2 separate regions of the Homo sapiens genome follow, and region 1 is linked to region 2. Evidence: read pairs that join two places in POLR2A ChIA-PET (ENCODE). Cell type or tissue: HepG2. All regions are shown on one strand. Each heading gives the region's core, and the rest is flanking DNA. Links, peaks and the distances in the headings are about the cores only. Region 1 has its middle 93 kb from the start of FARP1. Region 2 overlaps UBAC2 (UBA domain containing 2).

Region 1 (4,392 bases), core at 191-4,190, 1.2 Mb before region 2:
AATGGACATGCCCATGGTGTTCCATTCCGGCCCGCCAGGGACTGGTGACATGCATTTTTTATTTATTTATATTTTGAGACCGAGTCTCACTCTGTCGCCCAGGCTGGAGTGCAGTGGTGTGATCTCGGCTCACTGCAGCCTCCACCTCCGGGGTTCAAGTGACTCTCCTGCCTCCGCTTCCCGAGTAGTTGGGATTTCAGGCACCCACCACCACGTCCGGCTAATTTTTGTATTTTTAGTAGAGGTGGGGTTTCATCATGTTGACCAGGCTGGTTTCAAACTCCTGACCTCAGGTGATCTGCCCGTCTCGGCCTCCCAAAGTGCTAGGATTACAGGCGTGAGCCACTGCGCCCGGCCAACATACATTTTTAAGATGGCCAAGGTCAAGGTACAGTCTGCGTCAGGAGCAAAGGTCACTTGTCTACACGGGGACTGAACCCAGGGCTTCCGCCTCATTACTGCCATGCTTGAGCTAAGGAGACAGTCGGTGGCTGAAAATAATTGTGGTGCAGACAGCCTCTCTCTTCCCATGGGTCTGTAATAATCAAAACAATCTTTTGAAGCAAATAGAACAAACTCAGATTCTTTTTCCGTGTTGGAATGGAGTTATTTTCGTCAGCTTCCTCCAATATAAGACTTACTAATAAGGATTGCTTAGGTTAGTCGCACAGGTGGTTTAGGGAAAAAAAAAAAAACGAAGAAAGAATCCCTGATTTTGTCATTTGACTTGCTGTCAGTGGAAGCCGTTTTCACTTCCCTTCTGCAGGCGCAGAGAACGCAGGCTGGCATACTTTCTTCTGAGATTTTCAGAGCACATGCAGCACAGTGGGCTGCTTTCATCCCAGGAAGGTGCCAGCCGTGGTGATTGCTCTGAGGAATGAATGAGTGGTCTTCGCTAATGAAGATGGAGCCATGTGCCAGGTAAGTCTGTCATCCTCAAGGGGGAGATAAAAATGAGATGTGGCCTCAGGCTGAGCCTTGCAAAGTGACCTCGGCCTCAGATGTTCCACAGGCTTTCTCTCAATAGATGGAAAACGTGATGTTGCTATTTATCAAAGGCAGGAAAGTAACGACAATGTTTCAGCAGGAGAACTTCCAGATTTTCTGGGGTTTTCAAGTCATGCAATTCAAGGGGGATTTTTTTTAAATAAAATACAAAAATATATTGCCTTTGCAAATTTTACAAAAACTGATGACAGGGGAACACATTGGCAGGGGCCTTGGAAAGAACTCCTGCTGGGAGGGACCCCTGACGCTTATGTTCCACAGGCTTTAGTGTAAATGCACCCTGACTTTTGAGGACCTACTATGTGCTAAATATTTTCACGTGTTCTTTCATTAAACTCTCCCAACAATCTTGTGATGGTATTAGCACCTCCATGTTTTCCGGGTGTTGAGAAAATTACTCGCTTTTTTTTTTTCACTTTCTCTTCTTCTTTATACTTTATGTGTTATTTGAATTTTCTTTCTTTTTTTTTTTTTGTTTTTTAATAGACACTGGGTCTTAGTATGTTGCCCACACTGGTCTCAAACTCCTGGACTCAAGCCGCAGCCTCCTGGACCCAGCTCAGCCTCCCAAAGTGCTGGGATTACAGGTGTGAGCCACTGTGCCTGGCAATATATCTGTTGTTTGTTTGTTTGTTTGTTTGTTGTTGTTTTTTGAGATAGGGTCTCACTTTGTCACCCAGGCTGGAGTAGCTTGGCACGATCCCGGTTTACTGCAGCCTCAACTTTCCCAGGCTTAGGTGATTCTCCTGCCTCAGCCTCACGAGTAGCTGGGACTACAGGCCTGCGCCACCACGCCTGGCTAATTTTTGTGTTTTTAGTAGAGATGGGGTTTCACCATGTTGGCCAAGCTGGTCTCTACTCCTGACCTCAAGTGATCCACCTGCCTTGGCCTCCCACAGTGCTGGGATTACAGGTGTGAGCCATTGTGCCCTGCCTGCATTTAGCTTTTTTTTTTTTTTTTTTTTTTTTTAGATGGAGTCCTGCTCTGTCACCCAGGCAGGAGTCCAGTGGCACAATCTCAGCTCACCACAATCTCCACCTCCTAGATTCAAGCAATTCTCCTGCCTCAGCCTCCTGAGTAGCTCGGACTACAGGCGTCTGCCACCACACCCAACTAATTTTTTGTATTTTTAGTAGAGATGGAGTTTCACCGTGTTGGCCAGGTTGGTGTCAGACTCCTGACCTCAAGTGATCCACCCACCTTGCCCTCCCAAAGTGTTGGGACCCCACCCAGCTGCATTTAACTTTTTATTATAGAAAATTTCAAAGACTCCCCAAAATAGAGAATTCAAAGACTCCCCCAAATAGAGAAAAGAGGCTAATGAACCCCTGTGTAACTGCCACCCAGATTCCACAATTATCAACATTCTGCCACTTTGTTTTATTTTCCCGTCACTTTTTCTTGAGTATTCAAAAGCAAATCCCAGACATGAAACTTTTACTTGTAATACTTTAGTACATCGCACCATTAAAGAGTCATTCTTGAGAGGTTGCTTTTCTTCTTTGAGGATAAATATTTACCAATTAGTGGCAAAAGGTGATCACCAAAAACAAACACAAGATACAAAGTGAAGCCTTGACATACAGACAGATCAAATCTGTGTTGGACTGTGACTCTGGCAGGATGTTTATTTAAGCATCAAATGCCGTCTTCCGTGACTACTGCATGCTGGCACTGTGCCAGGTCCTGGGAGCCAGAAGACAGACAAGTCACTGCCCATGTCGAGTGGACAGCATGGAGGACTTGGTAGAGAAGGACCATGAAGACATGAGCAGCTGCCATAGAGCAACTAAAGACACGCACGATGGACAGAAAAAGCCTGTAAGCCTGTAAGGTCACACAGCTAGCAGCAGATGAGTGGGGCAAGGCTAGGAAACACCATCCCACACCCCATTACCAATTTGGTGCTTGGGAATCAGAGAGGGCATTGGCACCTGGAAGGCAAAGGATTTCCCTCTGCTCAGGGCTGTGCATGATCCAGAATGATGTAATCCAAGAGTAGACCCAGATCCAAAATGGAGCTTTCACGTAAATTAGGCTCGAGAGGATTGCTAATGTGGATGTTGTTGTTGTTACAGAGTCTCGCTCTGTCACCCTGGCTGGAGTGCAGTGGCGCAATCTCAGCTTACGGCAACCTCCACCTCCCGGGTTCAAGCGATTCTCCCGCCTCAGCCTCCCTAGTAGCTGGGATTACAGGTGCATGCACCACCACGCCTGGCTAATTTTTGTGTTTTTTAGTAGAGATAGGGTTTCGCTATATTGGCCATGCTGGTCTTGAACTCCTGGCCTCAGGTGATCCGCCCACCTCGACCTCCCAAAGTGTTGGGATTACAGGCATGAGCCACCAACCCCAGCCAATTTTCGTTTGTTTGTTTTGTTTTTTGATTTCTTTCTTTCTTTCTTTCTTTTTTTTTTTTTGAGACAGAGTCTCACTCTGTCGCCCAGGCTGGAGTGCAGTGGTGCCATCTCAGGTCACTGCAACCCCCGCCTCCCAGGTTCAAGTGATTCTCACACCTCAGCCTCCTGAGTAGCTGGGATTACAGGCATGTGCCACCATGCCCAGCTAATTTTTGTATTTTTAGTAGAGTCGGGGTTTTGCTAGATTGCCCAGGTTGGTCTCAAACTCCCGGGCTTAAGCAGTCCACCCGCCTCTGCCTCCCAAAGTATTGGGATTACAGGCGTGAGCCACTGTGCCTGGCCTGTTCTTTAAAAAATACACACATTCAGCCCAGTGTGGTGGCTCATGCCTATAATCCCAGTACTTTGGAAGGCGAATGTGGGTGGATTACCTGAAATCAGGAATTCAAGACTAGCCTGGCCAATGATGGCCAACATGGTGAAACCCCGTCTCTACTAAAAATATGAAAATCAGCCAGGTGTGGTGGTGCACACCTGTAATCCCAGCTACTTGGGAGGCTGAGTCAGGAGAATTGCTCGAACCCAGGAGGCGAAGTTTACAGTGAACCAAGATTGCGCCACTGCACTCCAGCCTGGACAACAGAGGCTCTGTCTCAAAAAAAAAAAAAAAATACACACATTCCAAGCACTGCACCATACACATGCAAAAATATACTATGTCATTCATTATATAGGATTTTAAGCAATTGCCACAGCCGGGCCAGGCACGGTGGCTCACGCCTGTAATCTTAGCACTTTGGGAGGCCGAGGTGGGCAGATCACCTGAGGCTGGGAGTTCGAGACCAGCCTGACCAACATGTAGAAACCCCATATCTACTAAAAAATACAAAAATTTGCCAGATGTGGTGGCACATGCCTGTAATCCCAGCTACTTGGGAGGCTGGGGCAGGAGAATCACTTGAACTCGGGAGGCGGAGGTTACAGTGAACCGAGATCACGCCATTGCACTCCAGCCTGGGCAACAA
Region 2 (4,392 bases), core at 222-4,221:
AATAATGAAGCAATGGCAGTATTTCCTTTTATTAGGCACATTTGTTTTCAGTTTCACTTTTTACTCAGAGAAGTGTAATTTATAACTTCAAGGGAATTAAAAACAATGTTTAATCTTTTTTTAATGCCCAGTAGGCATACTTAGCTTTGCCAAAACCTTGTCTCAATTTGAATATTTGATTAGAGGAGCTAGGCTCTGTCAGCTGTATCAGATTATGAATTTTTGATAACTTTTACAGTGGTGGTTAAACGAAGTAAGAAATTTCTCTTGAGTTTCTGCTGTGGGAAAGAGCAGAAGTGCTTTTCAAGGTTTCTGGACTGATCTTGTTGAAAATGCTAGTACTGGGTTCTTGTCTATGAATTGGAGTGTTCATGCAAATTCTGGTATATGACTGCTACCCTTTCTTTGCTAAGCACTTGGTTAGCCCATTTTAAGCATAATAATCCATTTCTTGAACACTGACACCTTTTCTTCATAGTGATATAATTAATACCATTGCTCAGATTGGCTTCACCAACTTACTGTGCAGGTCTTTTAGTTATTTATCCGTATTACTGATTTGTCAGAAGATAGTGTAGCTTCTGTATTATTTCAGTTGCTATAATGCAGTCCTTCTCAACCCCGGACACACATTAGAATCACCTGAAAAAACTTCAAAGATCTGTCTCCATATCTATACTTACGTGAAGGTATAATTTATACCTAGATTTATATAAACACAGTATCTCGCCCCAGAACAACTGAGTCACAGAGTCTGGTGGTGGCGCCTGGGCATTGCTGTACATTTAAAAACAACCCCTAGGGGATTCTAGTGTATGGCTGGCTTTGAGGACCACTAATGTAAGGGCCCCCGGGCCTTGGGTTGATACCTTCCTAATTTCTGGAGTTAATTTGGTTCGTTTGGCTAAGCCCACTCTGTGGGCATCTGTGCTTTAAAGGTGGTGACCTGCTTGGATGGAAGAAGACCACTCTTCTGTCCAGGAATGGGAATAGCCACATCCAGATTAACACTTAAAACACCTAAGAGGCTCTCAGTGTGTATTCATGAGAGATATGGGAGTTGCAGTTCTGCCTTGGGAAATCTAAACACACGCATACACATAAGAACGTGATCTGTAGGTCACAGGTGTACATGACATCCTTGGGGGGTGATCAAGGAAATAGGGACCAGTATTGGGGGCCTACCTCTGGAGAGTCTTAGGGGTGTGAGCCTTCAGTTTGGTCCAAAAAGAAGGGATGACTGTTAATTAGCAATGAAGAGAGGGAAGGGCATTTTACTTCAGGAAGTAACATGAATTTCAGACCCTTAGGAGTGTGGTACAGGAAGCGTGCTTTGAGGCAAACCCAGGCTTAGATTGGAGAAGTCCAGGAGGGCTCAGTTGATGAAGGGCTTTATTTTGTAAGTTCTGAACCTCCAGATTTTGGCAGTGAATGCAGAGGTACAGTCAGTTTTCTTTAGGTTGAGTTGCAGAAGCAGTGCTTTGCTGAGTGCAAGCCGGTAGCCAGTTACCAGTCTTTAGGGGACATTCACCTGTATAATAATATGCAGTGGTTTATTCTTATACCAGCTCTCATAGTTTTGTGTCCTTGAGTATGATTGCAACACATAAATTATTTAAAACTGTAGCTAGCAGCTTTATTTTCATTAACTGAAAAAATGGGGTTCTAGAAATGCAGTTTGTTATATCTTAGTAATTACAAACTCTCCATTTCCTTAATCCTCAGATTTTCTTAGTGGCTCTCAGAGCTTATCCCTGAGTAGAGTATTTTCATTGTAATATTAAATGTGGGGATAGAGGACTTGGAGCTGCCTCTTATGGTTTTTGAATCTGGTGTTCTGAGGAGATGACAGTCATCATCATCGGACATTGGTAAAGTCCTTGGCAGTTTCCTATGTGCTCTCGTGTACTGCCTCATTGATCATATTGATGGAGGTATATGCTGCCTAAAGTTTCAGTGTGACTCCGGTACTGTTTCTCCTTGAGCCCAGCTATGGCCTCAACACAGCCTTAGAGGCAGCCATCCCAGTTCAGCTGGGCTGGCAGGTGAGGTGAACTCTGGTGGCCAGTACAGTCATGACAAAGACTCTGCCTGGTGTCTTGCTTGGAGTAGAGACATATGTGACAGGTTTTGACAGTTGATATGCTCAGACTTCTCATTTGTATTCTTATTTCTGTTGGCAAGAGCACAGGTTGTATGACTTTACAAACTTTAGTTTCTCTGTGCCTCTTTTTCCTTAAGACAGTTGGCTGGGTGTGGTGGCTCACACCTGTCATTTCAGCACCTTGGGAGGCCAACGTTTGTGGATGGATTGCTTGAGCCCAGGAGTTCAAGACCAGCCTGGGCAACATGGCAAAACACCATCTCTACAAAAAATACAAAAATTAGACGGGTGTGGTGGTGCACACCTGTAGTCCCAGCTACTCAGGAGGCTGAGCTGCGAGTATTGATTCAGTCTCAGAGGGTTGAGCCTGCAGTGAGATGTGATCACATCACTGCACTACAGCCTGGGCAACAGAGTGAGACCCTGTCTCAAAAAAAAAAAAAAAAAAAGAAAAGAGTTACTATTACCAATGTTCGCAGCAGCATTATTCACAATAGCAAAAAGGCAGAAACCCAAATGTCTATTAACAGATACATGGATAAACAAAATGTGGTGTATACATACCATAGAATATTATTCAACTATAAATGAGAATGAGATTGATACATGCTTTACCATGAACCTTGAAAATATTATGCAAAGTGAAATGAGCAAATGCAAAAGGACAAATAAATGATCTTACTTACATGAGGTATCTAATATAAGCAAATTCATAGAGACATTAAGTAGAATAGTGTTTCCTGGGGCTAAGGGGAGAGGGAACAGGAAGTTAGCATGGCATTTCTGTCTAGGATGATGAAGAGTTCTGGAAATAGATAGTGGTGATGGGTGTACAATATTGTGAATTTGCTTAATACCACTGAATTGTATACTCAATAGTTAAAATTTTAACTTTTTTTTTTTTTCAACTTTTTTTTTTTTTATTGATCATTCTTGGGTGTTTCTCGCACAGGGGGATTTGGCAGGGTCATAGGACAATAGTGGAGGGAAGGTCAGCAGATAAACAAGTGAACAAAGGTCTCTGGTTTTCCTAGGCAGAGGACCCTGCGGCCTTCCGCAGTGTTTGTGTCCCTGGGTACTTGAGATTAGGGAGTGGTGATGACTCTTAAGGAGCATGCTGCCTTCAAGCATCTGTTTAACAAAGCACATCTTGCACCGCCCTTAATCCATTTAACCCTGAGTGGACACAGCACATGTTTCAGAGAGCACAGGGTTGGGGGTAAGGTCACAGATCAACAGGATCCCAAGGCAGAAGAATTTTTCTTAGTACAGAACAAAATGAAAAGTCTCCCATGTCTACTTCTTTCTACACAGAGACGGCAACCATCCGATTTCTCAATCTTTTCCCCACCTTTCCCCCCCTTCTATTCCACAAAACCGCCATTGTCATCATGGCCCGTTCTCAATGAGCTGCTGGGCACACCTCCCAGACGGGGTGGTGGCCGGGCAGAGGTGCCCCTCACCTCCCGGACGGGGCGGCTGGCCGGGCGGGGGGCTGACCCCCCCACCTCCCTCCCGGACGGGGCGGCTGTCCGGGCAGAGGGGCTCCTCACTTCCCAGTAGGGGCGGCCGGGCAGAGGCGCCCCTCACCTCCCAGACGGGGCGGCTGGCCGGGCGGGGGGCTGACCCCCCCACCTCCCTCCCCGACGGGGCGGCTGGCCGGGCGGGGGGCTGCCCCCCCCACCTCCCTCCCGGACGGGGCGGCTGTCCGGGCAGAGGGGCTCCTCACTTCCCAGTAGGGGCGGCCGGGCAGAGGCGCCCCTCACCTCCCAGACGGGGTGGCTGGCCAGGCGGGGGGCTGACCCCCCCACCTCCCTCCCGGACGGGGCGGCTGGCCGGGCGGGGGGCTGACCCCCCCCACCTCCCTCCCCGACGGGGCGGCTGGCCTGGCCGGGGCTGACCCCCACCTCTCTCCCGGACGGGGTGGCTGCCGGGCGGAGACGCTCCTCACTTCCCAGACGGGGTGGCTGCCGGGCGGAGGGGCTCCTCACTTCTCAGACGGGGCGGCCGGGCAGAGACGCTCCTCACCTCCCAGACGGGGCGGCGGGGCAGAGGTGCTCCCCACATCTCAGACGATGGGCGGCCGGGTAGAGACGCTCCTCACTTCCTAGATGGGATGGCGGCCGGGAAGAGGCGCTCCTCACTTCCTAGATGGGATGGCGGCCGGGCAGAGACGCTCCTCACTTTCCAGACTGGGCAGCCAGCAAAATTTTAACTTTTATATCTGTTTTACCACAATAAAAATACAAAGAAAAGTTGGAATTAATATTTGTTTTACCTATCTCATA

What was found. ChIA-PET counts read pairs that join two places held together with the same protein. Peaks named below come from ENCODE experiments on the same cell type or tissue, not always from the same donor. Only the 100,000 strongest peaks of a DNase experiment are listed, where the experiment ranks them.
Region 1: POLR2A ChIA-PET joins it to region 2 with 7 read pairs; 2 of 35 experiments call an interaction of 5 or more read pairs at or near these places.

Annotation. Positions count from the first base shown.
Region 1 is chr13:98,047,574-98,051,965 of GRCh38, forward strand. No RefSeq gene overlaps it. Among named protein-coding and RNA genes, the nearest start is that of FARP1, 93 kb to the right of the region's middle. In HepG2, for the core only: no CTCF peak of the experiment used is centred there; DNase peaks (open chromatin) are centred at 428 and 2,658; H3K4me3 peaks cover 523 bases.
Region 2 is chr13:99,238,731-99,243,122 of GRCh38, forward strand. All of the region lies in intron 2 of UBAC2 (UBA domain containing 2), which reads left to right. Among named protein-coding and RNA genes, the nearest start is that of GPR18, 17 kb to the right of the region's middle. In HepG2, for the core only: no CTCF peak of the experiment used is centred there; no DNase peak of the experiment used is centred there.